Linked DNA regions of Homo sapiens: region 1 is linked to region 2. A link is an interaction called in ENCODE POLR2A ChIA-PET data of the cell type or tissue named here. Cell type or tissue: PC-3. All regions are shown on one strand. Links, peaks and the distances in the headings refer to the core of each region. The heading gives the core; the rest is flanking DNA. Region 1 has its middle 87 kb from the start of SLC4A7. Region 2 overlaps LOC105377005 (a long non-coding RNA gene).

What was found. ChIA-PET counts read pairs that join two places held together with the same protein. Peaks named below come from ENCODE experiments on the same cell type or tissue, not always from the same donor. Only the 100,000 strongest peaks of a DNase experiment are listed, where the experiment ranks them.
Region 1: POLR2A ChIA-PET joins it to region 2 with 14 read pairs; 8 of 35 experiments call an interaction of 5 or more read pairs at or near these places.

Annotation. Positions count from the first base shown.
Region 1 is chr3:27,565,792-27,576,685 of GRCh38, forward strand. No RefSeq gene overlaps it. Among named protein-coding and RNA genes, the nearest start is that of SLC4A7, 87 kb to the left of the region's middle. In PC-3, for the core only: no CTCF peak of the experiment used is centred there; a DNase peak (open chromatin) is centred at 2,750.
Region 2 is chr3:27,501,930-27,512,823 of GRCh38, forward strand. It overlaps LOC105377005 (a long non-coding RNA gene), which reads right to left. Exons shown (of 3, transcript XR_001740552.2): 3 at 10,592-10,701. Among named protein-coding and RNA genes, the nearest start is that of SLC4A7, 23 kb to the left of the region's middle. In PC-3, for the core only: no CTCF peak of the experiment used is centred there; DNase peaks (open chromatin) are centred at 1,732 and 5,732; H3K27ac peaks cover 1,981 bases.

The DNA.
Region 1 (10,894 bases), core at 906-8,905, 63 kb after region 2:
AAAATCACAATATTAGTAAATGTTTATGTAAAAAAGAAACATTAGGCCTAGCATGGTGGTTCACGCCTGTAATCCTAGCACTTTGGGAGGCCAAGGCGGGTGGATCACCTGAGGTCAGGAGTTCGAGACCAGCCTGACCAACATGGTGAAACCCCTTCTCTACTAAAAAAATACAAAATTAGTCAGGCATGGTGGTGCACGCCTTTAATCCCAGCTACTCGGGAGGCTGAGGCAGTTGAATCGCTTGAACCCGGGAGGTAGAGGTTGCAGTGAGCAGAGATCGCATCATTGCACTCCAGCCTGGGCAACAAGACTGAAACTCTGTCTCAAAAAAAAAAAAAAAAGAAAAAAAGAAAAGGAATATTGAAAAATATACAATTACAGGCCGGGTGCAGTTACTCACCCCCGTAATCCCAGCACTCTGGGAGGCCGAGGCAGGTGGATCACTTGAGGTCAGGAGTTCCAGACCAGCCTGGGCAACATGGTGAAACCCCATCTCTACTAAAAATAGAAAAATTAGCCAGGCATGGTGGCACATGCCTGTAGTCCCAGCTACTCCGGAGGCTAAAGCATGAGAATTGCTTGAACTCAGGAGGCAGAGGTTGCAGTGAGCCGAGATTGCACCACTACAGTGAGCCTAGATTGCACCACTGGACTCCAGCCTGGGCAACAGGGCTAGAATCCATCTCAAAAAACAAGTACATAGAGTGGCAAGAGTGAATCCCTTCACCCACGTTTTTATTCAGAAGCTGGTTGGTGGGGTTAGAAGAGGTACCCAGTACAGAAGTGCTCATTATATTATTTTGTGTACATTTTTGTATCTGAACTATTTCATACAAAAGTAATAGTCTTTCATTTTCTTTGCCACTCATCCTGTTTGCTAGAAAAATGACTGTTAATAGTTTATTGGGTGCTCATTTTTCTAGAGTATTTGCCATGTTTCCAAACCTATAAATAGACACAAATATGTAATTTTTTATACACATGGAACCATACTATACCTATTGTTCTATAATTTAAAATAAATTAATAGGCTTTGTTTCTTAGAGCGGGTTTAGGTTTAGAGAAAATCAAATAGATAGGAGTCCTCGGCTGGGCACTGTGGCTCATGCCTGTAATCCCAGCACTTTGGGAGGCTGAGGCGGGCAGATCACCTAAGGTCAAGAGTTCAAAACCAGTTTGGCCAACATGGTGAAACCCTGTCTCTACTAAAAATACAAAAAAAATTAGCCTGGAGTGGTGGTGCACACCTGTAGTCCCAGATACTCAGGAGGCTGAGGCACGAGAATCCCTTGAACCCGGGAGGCAGAGGTTGCAGTGAGCCGAGATCACACCACTGCACTCCAGCCTGGGCAACAGAGTGAGACTTGGTCTCAAAAAAAAAAAAAAAAAAAAAGGAGAGAGTTCTCATTTACTCCCCTCCCTGCTCATAGTTTCCCATGTTATTAACATCTTGCATTGGTGCGGTACATTTGTTACAATTGATGAGCTAATATTGATACATTATTATTGGCTAAAGTCCACAGTTTACATTAGGGTTCACTCTGTATTGTGCATGTTATGGGTTTTACCAAATACAGTCATGTATCCACCATTACAGTATCACACAGAACAGTTTCACTGTCATAAAAGTCCTCTGTGCTCTGCCTATTTGTCCCTCTCCCCTAACCCTGGCAACCACTGATCTTTTTACTGTCTTTGTACTTTGGCCTTTTCCAAAATGTCATATAGTTGGAATCATACAGTATGTAGCCCTTTCAGACTGGTTTCTGTCACTCAGCAATATGCATTTAAAGCTCTTTCCTGTGTTTTAATGGATATAATTTATTTTTAAATAAATTGAAAAATAAAATAAAATTAAAAATGATAAAAATACATCGGTGGATATAAATATTTTTCCATGTCCTTACATAGAGAGCTACCTTTTGCTTTTTAATGTCTACATACATATTTTACAGTATGACTGTACAAGCAATTTTACTCTTTTTCTTTTCTTTCTTTCTTTCTTTCTTTCTTTATTTTTTTGAGATGGAGTCTCGCTCTGTCACCCAGGCTGGAGTGCAATGGCGTAATCTTGGCTCACTGCAACCTCTGCCTCCCAGGTTCAAGTGATTCTCCTGCCACAGCCTCCTGAGTAGCTGGGATTACAGGTGCCTGCCACCACACCTGGCTGATTTTTTGTATTTTTAGTAGAGTTGGGATTTCACCATGTTGGTCAGGCTGATTTTGAACTCCTGACCTTGGGTGATCCACCCACCTTGGCCTCCCAAAATGCTGGGATTACAGGCGTAAGCCACCATGCTCGGCCTGATTTTACCCTTTTCTTCTTGACAGACACATAGGTTTTTTTTCAAATTTTTGAATTGTCTGTTTAGCTCCTACTAAACTTTGTACTTCTTAGCCTCAAAACATCATATTCAGTAAAAAGTCATTATTGTTTCTGTCAGCAAAGAAGACCTATTTATATAAGAAAACGTTGGTGGTAACTCAAAGAAAGAAGATGGAAGGGTCCTGTAAGTGATGACAGAGGCATTTAGAGGAGGGAAGGTGCAGCAGGCTGGCACCAGATGATCAGGAAGGACTTGACGGAGGGGGTGGGCTTTTAAATTGAGCCTTGAAAGAATGGGTAGGGACTGGGACGACTGGGAGATTTTGATCCTTTCTGTTTCTAAAATGAAGAAGCCACCTCAGCCTGTTGGTGCTGGCATCGGCATTGTTGCTCAGCAGCCTGAGGGCTTGGAAACATGCCCACGCTGTCTGCTAAAGCCTTCTCCATCTGCCTTGCTTCACCCGAGGGAGCATGTAAAGGAAAGGCAGACACACTATTAAACAGGGCTTCCTGAAAACATAGATGGGTATGCTTGTGCGACTCCCAGGCAGACCCTGACCAAAAAAGGCAAGGAGGCCTGGCCTTCAAGAGCTCTTGTTCCCAAAATATTCTTTGCTTGTGAAAATCAAATAAATGCCAAAGGACTCATGGGGTAATTGCCTGACAGCTCCTGGGGCTAAAATCTCATAACATTTCTTACCCTCTCTGGTACAGAAAACATCACGATACATCTCATCTTCTTCTACACTGATTTTTCTCATACTCAAGAACCACGTTAGTCACCTTAACTTCTGTAGGATCTACTCCTCAGAGTAACCCCGGTGTTGGTTGCTGAATGACTGCCTTGGTTTGAATGTGTCCCTCAAAGTTCACGTGCTGGAAACCTACTCCCAATGCAACAGTATTAAGAGGTGGGACTTTTAAGAGGTGATTAGGTCATTCATGGATTATTATTATTATTATTATTATTATTATTGAGACAGGGTCTCATTCTGTCACCCAGGCTGGAGTGCAGTGGTGTAATCTCAGCTCACTGCAGCCTTGAGCTCAAGGGCTCAATTGATCCTCCCATCTCAGCCTCCTAAGTAGCTAAGACTACAGGTATGCACAACCACACTTCACTCATTTTCTTTTCTTTTTCTTTTTTTTTTGTTTTGTATGGAGACGAAGTTTTGCTATGTTACCCAGGCTGGTCTCAAACTCCTGGACTCAAGTGATCTGCCTGCCTTGGCCTCCCACAGTGCTGAGCTCATGGGCCTGAGCGACCATGCCCAGCCCAAATTAATCTTTTTATTTTTATTATTTTTATTTTATTCTTTTTCCTTTAAAAAAATTTTTTTAAAATCTTATTTCTTATAGAGACAGGGTCTCACTGTGTTGGCCAGGCTGGTCTTATACTCCTGGGCTCAAGTGATCCTCCCCTCTTGGCCTCCCAAAGTGCTGGGATTAAGGGCATGAGCCACTGTGTCTGGCTATGGATTGGTGTTTTTAGCACGGGAGTATGTTACTTACTGTGGGGATGGTTTTGTTATAAAAGCGAGTTCAGCACTCTTTTGCTCACTCTTGCCATGTGATGCCTTTTGTTGATGCAACAAGAAAGGCCTCAGCAGTTGAAGCCTCTGGATCGTGGACTTCCCATCCTCCAGAACAGTGAGCAAAATGAACATCTTTTTTTTTTTTTGAGACAGAGTCTCGCTCTGTTGCCCAGACTGGAGTGAAATGGTGCAATCTCGGCTCACTGCAACCTCTGCCTCCCAGTTCAAGTGATTCTCCTGCCTCAGCCTCCCAAGTAGCTGGGATTATAGGCGCCCTGTAATCACCATGCCCAGTTAATTTTTGTATTTTTAGTAGAGATGGGGTTTCACCATGTTGGTCAGGCTGGTCTTGAACTTCTGACCTCAGATGATCCACGCACCTCAGCCTCCCAAAGTGCTAGGATTACAGGTGTGAGCCACTGCACCCAGCCATGAGCATCTATTTTTATAAATCACCCAATCTGTGGTATTCCGTTGTAGCTGCACGCAAACTGACAACTAAATGAACAAACACTGTTAGAAGATACTTCTCGGCCCGGTGCGGTAGCTCACGCCTGTAATCCCAGCACTTTGGGAGGCCAAGGCAGGCCTATCACAAGGTCAGGAGTTCAAGACCAGCCTGGCCAATATGGTGAAACTCTGTCTCTACTAAAAATACAAAAATTAGCCATGTGGTGGCAGGTGCCTGTAGTCCCAGCTACTTGGGAGGCTGAGGCAGAGAATTGCTTGAACCCGGGAGGCGGAGGTTGCAGTGAGCCGAGATCGCACCACTGCACTCCAGCCTGGCGACAGAGCTAGATTCCATCTCAAAAAAAAAAAAAAAAAAAAAGAAGAAGAAGATACTTCTCATACTTTGGGTCTCCCTAGAAGCATACTCTGGAACAAGGATTCCTGTGTAAGTTGTTTAGTTGGGAATTGATCCCAGGGACACCATAAGGGAGAGAGGAAGTGAGATGGGGAAGAGAAAGGGAGGCAGCCAATAAAAGGGTGTGTTATTAAGCAAGTTTTCTCTGTGGGCAGCTAGAGTCTAATCTCAGGGAAGCTCTGGGAAATGGTACAAAACATGTCCTCAGAATTATCCCACCCCAGGGTGAGGTGGCTCAAATAATTTATATGCCAAATCCTGAGAGTCATTTGTTGAGGGCTGCTCCTGGGGGAGTCATAATTTCCCAGCCCTTTCAACCTGCCACACATAGAAGGACAGGGTGGCCTTCCACAGTTTCAGAAACTCCCTCAGGCTCCATGATGCAGACGCTGGAAGGTGGAAGTCGGCCAGAGCACACTGACATGGAAAGTCTGAGGGAAAGTCTGTGGGCGAGGCACACACTGCATTTTCTACACCCCTTTCCAGGGAAAAATGTCCACAGGAGACCTGAATCCTCTCCATAGCATTTGTGACAACTGGTTGTTCCCATACCCACCCCACACCTGAACTGAGAAGAAACTTAGTACATATCAGGGCAAATGATTTCATTGCTGGCAACTTCAAGTGTTGAAGTGCTTTCCCATGTATCCTAAAATCTCCCTGTCCCTACATTCCTCAGTGGCTGCTAGTTCAACTCTCTGGAGCTGCTCAAAACACCTAAAGCCTTTTCTGCATGTCAGCCTTTAAATATGTGAAATAGTCACAATAGTCCCTCTGTATACCTGTGGTTCCCTGTTTTTTAAACATCTGCAATTCTTTCAACATAATGCTTACATGATATGATTTTGAGTTCCCAGCCATCCCTCACACACCTAAGAAAAATTTTTTATAAAGGGAAAATAAAGTATCCACTAAGGACCATGTACTAAATTGCTTTTAAACACTGGCGTCCCTTCAACCCACATTCTTTAAATATGTGATGACAACATAGTGAGAAAAGAGGCTGGGCTTCCTTGGGGAGATGGATGGAGGATGAAGGTCGTTAACAAGGCTCAGTGTCCCCTCTACATTCCAGCACAATTCAACTCTTGTTACAAACTTGCAAATACCTACAACAAAAGTAAAGCCCTGTAAGTAATTGTTGTATCTTCTCCAAAGGCATATTAGGGATTTGAGTTCTTGTTCTCTACCCTTACCCCAAATTGTTTATGAATATATTCCTTTCAGTCATGTGTAGCACTTTTCCTGAGTGGACTAGGGGAATTTGATTTTCTCCATCTTGTTACATTTCTAGTACAGTCTTGTTGAGCCCCGTGCTCCTTTCACAGATTAATTCCTTTCCCAGCAGTTGCTCAGCTTTCCTGACAAGGCTTATAGTACTTTCTGTAATGCTCATTGCACCCCTTGGAGAAAAAGATTATTCCTGTTATATTACAGAAGAGGACATTGAGCCTCAAAGAAGTGAATATTTTTGTCTAAAGCTAAAATGGGAACCTAGGCTTGCCTGACTCTCAGCAATTTCTGTTATCTTTTTCCTGTTTAGGATCCATTCCTCCTTATTCTGGTATAGTGCCCACATTTATCTTTTGGAAACCGCCCCCTCTACTTACTTCAATCTTTGTTATTTGGGTGAAGATGTCTCCATCCCAGGTTCCAGGCACAAGCCAGTCACCATACACTCTTCCCTTGGCCAGTTATTGGTTCAAAGATGAGCACGTGACCAGAGTTAGGCCCTTATTTTATTTTATTTTATTGAATTAATTAATTTATTTTTTGAGGTGGAGTTTCACTGTGTCGCCCAGGCTGAAGCACAGTGGCACAATCTCGGCTCACTGCAATCTCTGCCTCCCAGGTTCAAGTAATTCTCTTGCCTCAGCCTCCCAAGTAGCTGGGACTACAGGTGTGTACCACCACGCCTGGCTAATTTTTGTATTTTTAGTAGAGACAGGGTTTCACTATATTGGCCAGGCTTGTCTTGAACTCCTGATAGGCCTGCCTTGGCCTCCCAAAGTGCTGGGATTACAGGCGTGAGCCATCGTGCCCGGCCAGGCCCTTATTTTAATCGGGTGAAAGAAAGCAAGAAATTCTTTCCAATAAGACTAGAAGTTGTAAGGGTGATGTGAGCCTGAATCTACCAGGAGCCACCACGAAGAGCCTAATAATGGAGCCATCAAAGAGGATAATTGAGATAAGGGGGAGAGAGGGTGAGCTCAGATGGCATCACTGGAGTTCCTAGATCCAGCTGTATCTATTTATCTCTGGACTTCTCTGTTACAGGATCAATAAGTCAAAATCAGTCTCTCTATCCACCCCACCATGTTCTTCCCCCTCTGCCTCTTTCTCTCTCTTCTCCTTCCTCCCTCTCTACCTCCTAAGCAAGTTTGAGCTGATTTATTATTTGCAATGGACCAACCAAAATAATTGTAACAAATTGGTACTCCTCTCCCCAAGCTCTTCCCACAACAGTGCACAGATTACATTTTGGTATAGACACCACACATACCCACATCCACGCAATCATTTATTTTTTTCAGACCCATTTGCTCTCACAAACTGATATGGTTTGGATGTTTGTCCCTTTCAAATCTCATGTTGGAATGTGATCCCTAATGTTGGAGGTGGGGCCTAGTGGGAGGTGTTTGGGTCATGGGTGGCAGAACCTTCATGAATGGCCTAGTGCCATCCTAGTAATAATGAGTGAATGGTTGTTCTATTAGTTCACGAGACAGCTGGTTGTTAGAAGGAGACCAGCACCTCCTTTCTTCTCTCTCTTTTGTTCCCTCTCTTGCCATGTGACACACCTGCTCCCTCTTTGCCTTCTGCCATGAGTAAAAGATTCCTGGAGGCTCACCAGAAGCAGATGCTGGTGCCATGTGTCTGTAGCCTGCAAAACTATGAGCCAGATAAACTTCTTTTCTTATAAATTTCCCAGTGTTGGGTATTCCTTTATAGCAATGCAAAATGGAATGACACACGCTTTGAGAGAAGCTGGGGCTGGGTCCGTATTAAGTTGTTATAATGTGTTGTTTTTTTTTTTTCTGAGACAGAGTCTCGCTCTGTCACCCACGCTGGAGTGCAGTGGCACGATCTTGGCTCACTGCAACCTCCGCCTCCCAGGTTCAAGCCATACTCCTGCCTCAGTCTCCCAAGTAGCTAGGATTACAGGCATGCGTCACCATGCCCAGCTAATTTTTGTATTTTTAGTGGAGATGGGGTTTCACTATGTTGGCCAGGCTGGTCTTGAACTCCTGACCTCATGATCCTCCCACCTCCGCCTCCCAAAGTACAGGATTACAGGCGAAAGCCACTATGCCCAGCCTATAGTCTTTTTTATAAGTGAAGAAACTGAGACTCAGAGAGGCTAAATGACTTATCTAAGATCATGCAGTGAGCCAGTGGATGGCAGACCTGGTAGAAGGACCCAGACACCGGGTCTTAGGCCAGTGTTCTTTCCACTGTATCTTGCTGGATTCCTGGGCTCATGACTCACCTTAATCAACAAGCTACATGATTCTCCAAAAAAGCTCATCTCTCTGGACTTTAATTCTCAACTACAAAATGAGGAAGTTGGCAACTATGATTCCAAAGGGCTCTTCCAAAACTTGTATTCAGGTGCTCCATGATATTGCTTCATAACTGTGCCTAGGACTGGCTAGGTTGACTCTAAGACCCTAATGAGAGAATGTCACATCAGTCAGCATGCACACACACACACACACACTCATGTACACACCTGTCATTAAAGTCTCTAGTGTTTTTGTGCTGAGAAGGAGCAAACATTGGTAACAACCCAAGAGTAATAAAATAATTGTGTAGATGCTCCGTACCCCATCTGTTCTATTCCTGTTTTTAAAACGAGTGCCATGTGCTTTAATCTTCTTGTCTTTTAGTCCCCAAACAAAATGAAATAAAGCAGTCTTTGCGTTGCTGCATTTCCAGTGACAATGAGACAACGGGCTCTGCACCAGTCCTGGGTCACTCACTGAGCTCTGCACTGGGGAGTGGGAAAGTGGAGGAGCTGAAAAGCCTGCCTCCTCCCATTCCTTAGGTGTGGAGACAAGGTTCAGACACAGCTCTGAGCCAAACATGTGTTCTCCCAGCTGGGGCCTATGGCTTCTCAAGATGTCAAACAGGGAAGTAGTATGTCCACACACTGATGTATTACTGATAATTCATTTATCTCTCTTCTTTTTTTTCGAGACGGAGTCTCGCTCTGTTGCCTAGGCTAGACCAGTGCAGTGGCACCATCTCAGCTCACTGCAACCGTCACCTCCCGGGTTCAAGCAATTTTCTGCCTCAGCCTCCTGAGTAGCTGGGATTACAAGCTCCCACCACCATGCCCAGCTAATTTTTGTATTTTTAGTAGAGATGGGGTTTCACCATCTTGGCCAGGCTGATCTTGAACTCTTGACCTTGTGATCCACCTTCCTCGGCCTCCCAAAGTGCTGGGATTACAGGTGTGAGCCACCACACCTGGCAATAATTTATTTATCTTATTATTTTATTTTTATTAGTACCAAAGACCAAGACTAGTGGTGTTTTGTTTTGTTTTGTTTTTTGTTTTCGAGATGGAGTCTCACTCTGTTGCCCAGGCTGAAGTGCAGTGGTATGATTTCAGCACGCTGTAACCTCCGTCTCCCAAGTTCAAGCAATACTCCTGCCTCAGCCTCCGGAGTAGCTGAGATTACAGGCTCCCACCACCACGCCCAGCTACTTTCTGTATTCTTAGCAGAGATGAGATTTCACCATGTTAGCTGTGCTGGTCTCAAACTCCTGACTTCAAGTGATCTGCCCGCCTTGGCCTCCCAAAGTGCTGGGATTACAGGAGTCAGCCCCTGCACCTGGCCCAAAACTAGTGTTAATGAGAATCTAAATCCCCATTAGACTACCTGCTTGTTGTGGGCACCTCCCTGGCCTTCATTTACTTTGCAGATTCTTTTAGTCACTCTTGGACTTTTCTTTTTCCTGCATACTGCTTTAAAAGATTTCTAAAAGGAATAGGAGCACAAAGGATATTGCCTTGCTATATTTTGTTGAACCCTAATTGTGTCGGAAAAAACTCAAACCATCTGTCTGCTGTTCTCACACCACAACAACAACGAACACAGAAGACTTCTGTGAGCAAATGTGTGGGAGTTTCTCCCCACACACCATGCAAGCAATCAGTTTTGCAGTGGATCCCAGCTGTATAGCATCAGAAACCACAGGATGAGGGTTCCATCTCACAAGTCTGCCCCCTCTCCTTCCCACCAGTCATGAATCTAGGCCCCTGGAACATCTGACCAACCAGCTTTAACTTGGGGTTTTCACAACCCCCGATTTGGGTTGGATTAATTTGTTAGAGCAGCCCACAGAACTAGGGAAATACTTATATTGACCAATTTAATGCAAAGGATATCTTAAAGGACACAAATAAACAGCCACATGAAGAGATACACAGGATGAGTTCTAGAAGAGTCCTTGAGTGCGGCAGTTTTGTCCCTGTGAAGTTGGGGACATTCTCTTGGCACATGGATGAGTTCTTGTGCACTTCCCTGAAAGCTGGGGGATGGAGCTGAAAGTCCCATCCCCTCTAACCCTGCCTTGTTCCTTCTGGTGACCAGGCCCCCATCCTGCAACTACCTAGGAACTGCCAGCCTTGAGTCAACTCAGTGTATGAAAGACACTTATCACTTTGAATATTCCAAGGATTTTAGGAGTTGTGTGCCAGCACACACGGTCAAAGACCAAATATATATTTCTCAGTATCATACAAATACAAATCCTTCCCAGTGAACTGCAATCAACTGGCTCGTGAGAATCAGGATCATTAGCAACCCAAGAATGTTTCTTGAGTTCCTGCACTCTCCTCATGCAGAGCTCCTGCCCAGTCATTGTTCTAGCTGCTTCATTGCTCCCTTCGTAAGGGAGACACTATGTCCTGACAAAGCATTACTTGCCCAAAGTAATGTCCTGTACTCTGTCTGTTCTTTAGAAAATTAGCATTACACTGTCACATGTTCACCTTTTACTATCCCAGATGTTATCTCTGAATTCAGGATTAGTTTTAGTTAATAGGACTTTAAAACTTTTGCTGGGGTGGGAGGGTAGGTGAGTATACTGGAGTGTAGAACCATATTCCAAAGCTCAACAAGACAACAGCAAAGCCTCACTCATTGTTTAATT
Region 2 (10,894 bases), core at 1,567-9,566:
TACCATATGCCAAGCAGTACGCTAAGGTCTTTGCATATGTTAATTCCTTAGTCCTCACTACAATCCTATGAGGAAGCTGAGGCATAAAGAAGTTAAGGTAACACAGCTAATAAGCCTGTGTCTGGCCTAGATAGAGAAGGTATTGCAAAATAAATAGATTATCACAAGGATTCAAGAAATGAACAAAATCATAATTTGGAAGCTCCAATAAATCAGCAAACAAGTCATGGTGGAAATTATGAGAATAATGTGATTGTGGAAATAGGTTATTCCTAATAACCACATTCTGGCCAGCTGCAGATTCCTTTTGTGTCTGGGATTATGTGAAAAAGTAATGTTTAAGAAAATAAAAAACCAGGCCGGGTGTGGTGGCACACGCCTGTAATCCCAGCACTTTGGGAGGCCAAGGTGGTGGGGGGGATCACTTGAGGTCAGGAGTTCGAGACCAGCCTGGCCAACATAGCGAAAACCCATCTATACTAAAAATACAAAAATTAGCTGGGTGTGGTGGTGGGCACCTGTAATCCCAGCTACTCAGGAGGCTGAGACAGGAGAATCACTTGAACCCAGGAGGCAGAGTTTGCAGTGAGCTGAGATCTCGCCACTGCACTCCAGCCTGGGCAACAAAGCAAGTCTGTGACTCAAAAAAAAAAAAAAGAAAGAAAATAGAAATGACAATATAGAAAAATGGAACTGACCAAAAAAAGTTTTTTTTTTAAAAAAAGATATTTACTATAGAACTTCTACATTTAAATTGTAATTTCTGCATCAAGGTAGTAACCTTGGGATACTCTACATTTATTAAGAAATAATTTTTGGCCAGGTGCTGTGGCTCACGTTTGTAATCCCAGCACTTTGGGAGGCCGAGGCAAGTGGATCACAAGGTCTGGAGTTTGAGACCAGCCTGTCCAACATGGTGAAACTCCCATCTCTACTAAAAAGTACAAAAATTAGCTGGGCATGGTGACATGCACCTATAATCCCAGCTACTCGGGGAGCTGAGACAGGAGAATTGCTTGAACCCAGGAGGCGGAGGTTGTGGTGAGCTGAGATCGCACCACTCACTCCATCCTGAGCGAGAGAGTGAGACTCCGTTTCAAAAAAAAAAAAGGAAAGAAATAATTTTCAATGTTTGTTTAAAATAATTTTATAAATTCATATAAGGACCCCATATATATATATATATATTTTTTTTTTTTTTTTTTTTGAGGTGGAGTATCACTCTGCCACCCAGGCTGAAGTGCAGTGGTGCAATCTTGGTTCACTGCAACCTCCACCTCCCCAGCTTTAAGCGATTCTCCTGCCCCAGCCTCCCAAGTAGCTGGGAGTACAGGAGTGCGCCACCACACCTGGCTAATTTTTTGTTGTGTTTTTTTGAGACGGAGTCTCGCTCTGTGGCCCAGGCTGGAAGGAAGTGGCATGATCTTGGCTCACTACAACCTCCGCCTCCTGGATTCAAGTGATTCTCCCACCTCAGGCATCTGCCACCATGCCCGGCTAATTTTTGTATTCTTAGTAGAGATGGGGTTTCACCATGTTGGCCAGGCTGGTCTTGAACTCTTGACCTCATGATCCGCCTGCCTCGGCCTCCCAAAGTGCTGGGATTACAGGCATGAGCCATTGCGCCCGGACTAATTTTTGTGTTTTTAGTAGGGATAGGGTTTCACCATGTTGGCAAGGCTGGTCTCGAATTCCTGACCTGAGGTGATTCACCCTGCTCAGCTTCCCAAATTTCTGGGATTACAGGCATGAGCCACCATGCCCGGCCAAGAAACCCAATATGTTTAATTTGTGGTTTCATTGTTATAAAGCTTATTTTAGTCTCAAGTCATATGATTGCTATTATTTAGCTTTATAGTGCACTTTATTCGCCAAATGTGATCCCCAGAGACTTCTGGCTACTTTCAAAAAGTAAGTCCACTCCAAAGTAATTCCAAGAATAGATTTTCCAGTCTTGTCTGAATAATTCACTGCTTAACACCAGAATCTGGCACATAGTAGATGCTCAAAAAACTGTTAAACAAAGGAGTGACTTTCTCAAAAGTTCCAAAGTATTTTAAGAAATGACAACACTGTTGGAAAATCTCTCTAGGTGACTGCTTTGAAGAAACAACATGCAGTTGGTTCATCAAATTACTCTGATTAATCTTTTCAACAAATACTCATTGAGAACCAGGGCTTGCTACATAGTTTGTGGGGCCCAGTGAAAAATGAAAATGGAAAACTCCTTGTTCAGAAAGCAAGAAAAAAGTATTTTTCTTTCTTCTGCAGTCTCCTTCTCAACCTGAAATTATGTTTTATATTTGCTAGTCAATGTCGTGTTCCCTTGGGCATGTGGATATTTGCAGACCCTTGCAGACATTGCAGACTCTGTGAGTGACTCCACAGGTGGTCATAGTGCTCCTCCTGTGCCCAGATTGTTGGTGGGTGTGTGGGGATGTAGAAGGATGGCAGTAGTCACTGAGTAGGGGCAGGAGAGCATCCAGTGAGGTGGAACCAGGCTAGAGCCTAGACTTCAAACCCCTGGTGCATGCTCCATTGTTCCACTGGTCTTCATTTACAAAACACAAATTCAAAAATAAATTATTAAGTATAAGAGGACAACTGCTGAACATTAAATCCCAAGCCCACAGCTCCCTTCTCAGTGCTCATGAAGGTGGTTCTGTTGAGAATCTATTACGTGCTACTCCCTGAGGGTACTATATGAACAAGGCAAAGACTGGTGAACCTTTCTGCCTAACAGGGAAAGCAGACAAGAAAACAGGAAATTACTCTGCACTGGGTAAGGGCATTGATGGGAGTACAGGCAAACCCTGGTAGCTTCATTCCTGGGGTCAGGGAAAGAGGCTCAAACATAGAAACTGCTAGGTGAGACCTAATGTACAAAAAGGAATAAAACTAGAGAAAGTGTGCAGATAGAGGAAACAGCACTCGAAGAACCAGGGGTAGAAGAGAATGGGACATTCCAGGAACTAAAACAAACTGGCTAAAGTGGAAGGTGGGGACTTTCTCCATTATGTTAATGAGTTCCAACATTTTTTGCATTTTTTGAGGGCAGTGAGAGCCATTTGGAGGGATTTAAGGCAAAGTGACTTGATCAGTCTTGTGTTTATGTAAGATCACTCAAACTGCAATGGAGAGAATAAAAGTCCCAAAGGGCAGAATGAGAAAGTTTGGTAGGAAGACCCATCAAGGGCAAAGAAGAGGAAGCAGAGATTGGTTTGGGGATGTATGGGAGGCACTAGATAACTAGAGGGGCTTACACTGGGGTAAGAAAGACCCAGGATACTAAAGATTAAGCCATGAAGAATTCATTTCAATATCAACTGCTGGTAGGCTGGGTGCAGTGGCTCACAACTGTAATCCTAGCACTTTGGGAGGCCGAGGTGGGTGGATTGCTTGAGGTCAGGAGTTAGAGACCAACCTGCCAACAAGGCAGGAGAATTCCTTGAACCCTGGGAGGTGGAGGTTGCGGTGAGCTGAGATTGCACCACTGCACTCCATCCTGGGCGATAGAGTGAGACCCTGTCTCAAATAAATAAATAAATAAAATGAACTGCTGGAGGGGGACAAAATATATCAAACAAAACAGGCTGAAGCCTGCATTGTGTGTTTTACTTTGCGGGGGAGGACTAGGCTACATTAGCAGCAGGCTGTCACCACGCATGTACTGTTCTGGAACTGTTACACAGCACTGAGGCTTAATAGTTGTTCTGGAGCCCATGACCAGCACTCAGTTCCACACCCTTTCTTACAAAAGAACTTACTCTGCAAAGCAAGTATAATAACCCTGAGGGCGGGCATAGTGGTACATACCTGTAATCCTAGCACTTTGGGAGGCTGACGCGGGTGGATCACCTGAGGTCAGGTGTTCAAAACCAGCCTGGCCAACATGGTGAAACCCCCTCTCTCTGAAAATACAAAAATTTAGCCAGGCGTGGTGGTGGGTCCCTGTAATCCCAGCACTTGGGAGTTTGAGGCAGGAGAATCGCTTGAACTCAGGAGGCGGGAGTTGCAGTGAGCCGAGATGGTGCCACCGCACTCCAGCCTGGGCGACAGAGCAAGACTCCATCTCAAAAATAAAATAAAATAAAATAACCCAGAGGAAATGTTAACTGAGCAATTCTGTGGAGAGACCAGAGTTAAAATACAAAGACACATGTTTCATCCTCTTTAAAAAGTGCAGGATAGGCCAGGCGCAGTGGCTAACACCTATAATCCCAACACTTTGGGAGGCCAAGGAGGGTGGATCACCTGAGGTCATAAGTTTGAGACCAGCCTGACCAATAAGGTGAAACCTGTCTCTACTACAAATACAAAAATTAGCCAGGCACAGTGGCGTGTGCCTGTAGTCCCAGCTACTCGGGAGGCTGAGACAGGAGAATTGCTTGAACCCGGGAGGCAGAGGTTGCAGTGAGCCAAGATCATGCCACTGCACTCCAGCCTGGGCAACAGAGCAAGACTCTGCCTCAAAAAAATAAAAATAAAATAAAAAAAGTGCAGGATATGTTCCTATGTTTAATCTTTAGGCTTAGTGCACAGAGAATAGCACCAAGAGGGTAAATGTTGGAGAGACAGTATTCTAACATATCCAATTTGCCCTATAATTTGTTGAGCACATGAAGTATCTACCGTGTTTTGAGAACTTCCTAACTAGTTTTCCTGGTGCAATAAGAGTGATTGATAGTTTCAAAATTAATTTTGCAATCTTGAATCTTCAGGTGTTTTCTGAACAGTGTGGCCAAAGCTACAGGGGACAAAAGAGATGATCAGAGGACCAGCAGTCTTGGCCTCTGGGAGATTGCTGGACATGCAGAATCACGGGCCTTTGTATACACTTAGGAAGCACTGCTCTGAAGATCTGCTTCCTGATCTTAAGTAAATTATCATTTGAGTTGGAAAAACCATAGGGAACTACTGAAGGTAGAATTTAAAAAACTTCTATATAATGTATTATGAAATATAAGGGCTAGAAGGGTTAATGAGAGAGGGGCTATTAGCAGCATTAATGTTCTCACGTGATATTAGAACACTAATTCTACTTTGGGTTGTTACAATTAATTGCTTTCGTGCCTTCTGAATTCAAAATTAATACACTCCATAAAGTTTAGGAGCATGGACTACACATTTCTGTATTCCTCTCAACAGTCTGTACATAGTATATGAAGTACATAAAGATCTGTTAAATAAATTTGATAATATGATCCTGGCTGGTTGGTTGGGATTTTACAGATTAAATTTTTAGGGGGATTTTCTTAGTAAAAACATAAGAGAATGTTTAGGGTCATGGCATTTCTTGCTCTAGTCTTTATTTCATTTTGGGGGAGACACAGAATTGTTCTTCAGTCAGCTCTGTGTCAGAGGAGAGAGTAAAGCTGTTCCTTCATCATGCAATAGTAATCTGAGTCAAGGATATGAAACAAGCCCTTCAGGAAGTGAGCCAATTAAATGTTATTCTTCAGATATGAAGTTAATAAACAAAATATAGCTAAAGCATCAAAACTTTGGAGAATCTTATATTCCCTAAGTGGTAGAAATAAATTGATGTCCCATGATAAAAATAAACGAGATCCATGGGAAATTTTTCTTGTTCTTCCCCATCATGTTGTCTCATCTCTCACACATTATGCACAATGATATGAGAAAATCAGCAGAAGAACTTTTCTCCTTTCTTTCCTCTTTTGTTAGATGGTAAATACCAGCTGGAGCTTTGTGAGCAGTGAGTAATCCACCTGGCACAGAACCAAGGTAACTGCTACCTGAAAACGTTCCACTCTGTTGTTATCCTTCTGTTCAGGAATCATATAGTCCAAATGAATGAATGGAAGAAACCACCTCTGTGGGCTTTCATACATAGGACTTTTCCAGGAGCATTGAGTGCCTGGTTAAGCTGCTGTCAGCTTTCAGTTTTGCCCTTGTACCTAGTCCACACTGAAATGCTTAATCTCAGAATGGTTTCCTCTTGTTTCTCAGCACCCATCTGGGCACCCTCTCCTGGCCACAACTTGGTTTGTTCTCAGGGGATGGAAACTGACTATATCATAACAAGTAAAATATATTTAGGACTGCCAGTGTAGCAGAGGCCACAGTGACAGGTCCTTGCTCATATCCCTCAGGTCTTCTCTGCAAGCTTCCAGCTGTCAGTACGTGCCTCTCTGCCCTCAGGCCATTTCCCCAAGCCCAAGGAGCCTGCTCTACCTGTGCACAAAACAGGCCTGAAGTTTAGAATTACTATGCCCAGGAGGAGCCATTACCAATGACCAATAAGTGCTGGTGATTGATACCCCAGCTTCCTAGTCCTTGAGCCAAGGTAATTCTAAAGTGTGTGTTTTATTTCACGGTGGGGCTAAGCTTCTAACGTACTTTTGAGTGGCTGCATTTTCTATCCCTGTGTCGTACACCTGCCATACCAGTGTTTCCTGCAACTTTCAAATAAACCACTAGTCCTCGAATCTTTGTCTCAGGGTCAGCTTCTGGCGGAACTCAAAGTGTGATGGTCAGTAGGCAAACAAAATATTCTCATAATGGATTCCAAAGCCAGATATACATAGATTTTGAATTTCCCAGGAGACAATTAAAAGTCAGCAATTCATAGATAAGCCAAGACTCAAAGTTGCTAAATCTAAATTCCTTTACTCACAGCATCAATATTCATCATACTGCCTCTTCATGCTCTGAGAGTGTTCTTCTGACTCAATGACCTCTGCTGGTAAATCGCTTAACAGAATGCATTTCCAATCATTTTAATGTGCTTTGAAGGTTACAGCCCAAGCCGCCAAACATGATTCACAGGTGTTTTCTATAACTCTAATTCTGATGTACCAAGTGACCTTGGCCATTACAATGCCTGTTTTCAACTAGAATGCACTGTGTTGTGAAATGATTGTTTATGACAAATAATTTTATACTTTAGTGTTATTTAATTATTTTTCAATTTCTTCTATATTTTCCCTTTTCCTCAAATACTGATTTATGCTTTTTTTCTCTTTCCTTTTTACTCGAATTTCTCCCTATTTCTATCCTGCTATTATTCTTTTTGTAACAAAATAATACAGTCCATCTAATATGCATACAGTGTATGTTATGTCCCTACCAGATCCCTTTCGGATCAAGGAACTCACCCCTCCAGCTGCTGGATATTGCCTGCTGATGGCTCACAACTCAGTTTCTCTCAAAGAATTGCCCTGGGCTGAAAGAAGTTATCTAGCCCAAAGTTATACTTCTCGGCCGGGCACAATGGCTCATGCCTGTAATCGCAGCACTTTGGGAGGCCGAGGCGGGTGGATCAACCGAGATCAGGAGTTCGAGACCAGCCTGGACAACATGGTGAAACCTCGTCTCTACTAAAAATACAAAAATTAGCTGGGTGTGGTGGCATACGCCTGTAATCCCAGCTACTCGGGAGGCTGAGGCAGGAGAATCACTTGAACCCAGGAGGTGGAGGTTGCAGTGAGCCAAAATTGTGCCTTTGCAATCCAGCCTGGCGACAAAAGCAAGACTCCATCTTAAAAAAAAAGTTACACTCCTCCCTGGGGACAGCCAGCATCCAAAATGGCCCAGACACTTTGCCTCCATTTGGAACAACTTTGAAGGGCTACCACAGCTTCAAAGCTCTCTGTAGGATCAGCAGAGGCCTCTTTTGCAATTGCATAGGAGTTCAACTTCTGCTTTTGCCTAGTTCTGTTTTTTTTACTCTTCACAAGTGCTGATCCTGAAAGTGCACCGCAGTTAACCTTCTGCACAAAAATCTCAGACTCTCAGACTCTGTTTCCCAGGAAGGTCCCAGAAACTTCCAGATAAAATTAGAAAATTATGAGGGGATCAGGTGCAGTGGCTTACACCTGTAATCCCAGCACTCTGAGAGACCGAGGCAGGAGAATCACTTGAGCCCAGGAGTTCAAGACCAGCCTGGGCAACATAGTAAGGCCCTGCCTTTATTTATTTATTTATTTATTTATTTATTTTTTCTTTCGAGACAGAGTCTCACTCTGTCACCCAGGCTGGAGTGCAATGGTGCAATCTCGGCCCACTGCAAGCTCCGCCTCCTGGATTCAAGTGATTCTCCTGCCTCAGCCTACTGAGTAGCTGGGATTACAGGTGCCCACCACCACACCTGGCTAATTTTTGTATTTTTAGTAGAGACAGAGTTTCACCATGTTGGCCAGGCTGGTCTCGAACTCCTGACCTCAGGCGATCTGCCAGCCTTGGCCTCCCAAAGTTCTGGGTTTATAGGCATGAACCACCATGCCTAGCCTGTGGCCCTGTCTTTAATAAAACAACTTGGTGGACTGTCCTGGAGTAAAAAAATAAATACAACAACAACAACAACAACAACTAAAGGAAATCAAGAGGGATAAAAATGTCCTCATTTTAATCTATTATTTTTTGTGCACTCTGCCTAGTATATATAAGTTGGTATCGCAAAAACTTAGAAAGTACAAATACAGGCCGAGCACGGTGGCTGACACCTGTAATCCCAGCACCTTGGGAGACTGAGGCAGGCAGATCACCTGAGGTCCGGAGTTTGAGACCAGCCTGACCAATATAGTGAAACCCCATCTCTACTAAAAATACAAAAATTAGCCAGGCATGGTGGCAGGCGCCTGTAATCCCAGCTTCTTGGGAGGCTGAGGCAGGAGAATCACTTGAACCTAGGAGGTGGAGGTTGCAGTGAGCTGAGATTGTACCATTGCACTCCAGCCTGGCCAAAAAGAGTGAAACTCTGTCTCAGAAAAGAAAGAAAGAAAGAAAGAAACAGAAGAAGGTAAAAGAGTTATATTTCTAAGGCGTATTTGCCATGCCTTCTGTGAAGGCACATCTGTTGGTACTGCTTCCTTTAATTGCAATACTTCAATTACTAGCCATTACAATCAGTTAGTAGTTAGGGTGCTATGGCCTGAATGTTTATGCACTCCTCTCCCAATTTTTTTTTTTTTATTGAGATGCAGTCTTACACTGTCACCCACGTTGGAGTGCAGTGGTGTGATCTTAGCTCACTGCAACCTTCACCTCCCAGGTTCAAGCCATTCTTCTGCCTCAGCCTCCCTAGTAGCTGGAGTTATAGGCGGCTGCCACCACGCCCAGCTAATTTTTGTATTTTTAGTAGAGATAGGGTTTTACCATGTTGCCCAGGCTGGTCTCAAACTCTTGACCTCAGGTGATCCACCCACCTCAGCCTCCCAAAGTGCTGGGATTACAGGTGTGAGCGACCGCGCCCAGCTCCTCTCCCAATTAATATGTTGAAACCCTGACCCCCAAGATGATGATATTAGGATATGAGGACTTTGAGAGGTGATTAGGTCATGAAGCGCCCTCATGGATGGGATCCTTATAAAAGAGGCTGGAGAAAGCTCCCTTGCCCCTTGCACCATGTGAACTTATAGTGAAATTACCAAATTCTATGAGCCAGAAAGCAGGCTGTCACCGGACACTGAATTTGCCAGCATCTTGATCTGGGACTCCCAACCTCCAGAAATATGAAAAATAAATTTTTGTTGTTTATAAACCACCCAGTCTATGGTAATTTGTTATAGCAATCCTAATGCACTGTGACATAGGCTCATACTAACAGCTGTAATAAATAGACCTCAAAATATATAGTACTAAAACATAGTAACCGTTCATTTCTTGCTCACCTAAGAGGTTGTTGTTGCTGAGGGGTGGTGGACCCTCTCTTTATCAGGGCCCCTTATGTTAAGTTTATTATGTAGCTCTCCTTTCCTCAAATCCTCACTGTCATCAGCATCTAGCCAGTAAAGGGGGAAGTAGAGCAGAGAAGAGACTTACGTATTTCTTAAAATAATGTCATAGATCATTATTTTGTTCCATAGATCAGAATTTGTTCCATAGATCAGAATTCAGTTGTGTGGCCACAACTAACTACAAGGCAAGTTTAGAAAAATAGTCTAGTTGTGTGCTCAGCAAAAAGTGGAAACTCATTTTTGCTGCACAGTTGACAGACCCAGACACAGAGTCTTTGTGTAGCACAAGAAAGACAAACAAATACCAAGCTCTTCAAACCATACTAGATGGATCTTAAAGGTGCCAGTCGGCTGACTGCTAGAGTCAGTCAGTAGCAGAAACGCTTCAGATGAGAATCCACCTTCTTTAGCTGTCCTGAGAGTGCTTAAAACTTAGTATCTAAAAATAATTCTAACATTCAATAATAGTTGTACCAATATACCAAAGTAGGCCCCATAGTAAAGCACTCTGTCTGCTTCAAGACAGGATAGATGGCCTCTTAGGAACGGACTGAGTCGGCCTTTTCTGCCCCTTCCCCCTTCTAATGAATCAGCCACATTGTTTGGGAAGGCTTCTGAGACCATTATCTGGTGTCTCATTGCTCTGACACTACCACTTTGGGTGCTAGAATTTCAATCATGAAGACCAATGAGACTTAACCAGTTCATTTTCTTAACGTTTTGTCAACAAATGAAATATGCTTTTCTTATAAAATGACTGTTAAGAAAAAAGTTATTTCTCTTGACCTATTCACACAAGTAAACAGTAAATCTTTCAGCATTCAAGCCAGAGATCAGAATTTTATTTGAAGAAGATGACAACTTTGTGGCTTTGTACTTACTCGCTCTTCCAGATCAACGACAGAGAATAATTGGCCATTCTGTAGATGGCTTCACGAGAGAAGAACTTACAACCCATGTTGGGTTTTTTCTTTTTTTTTTTAGTTCGAAAAGGATGTTCCTGGGGGAAAATATAATCACATTTATATTTCAGATGAAACTGTCTGTGTTGGAGGTTTTCAATTTGTAGCCTAAATGGTTGACTCAGACATGTCTACACATAGAACAGCCAAATAATAATTAAGAGCTATCAGTGAACACCACCACACTAGATATTATCAGTGTTTACCCGTAGTGTCTGCTCATATTTACAA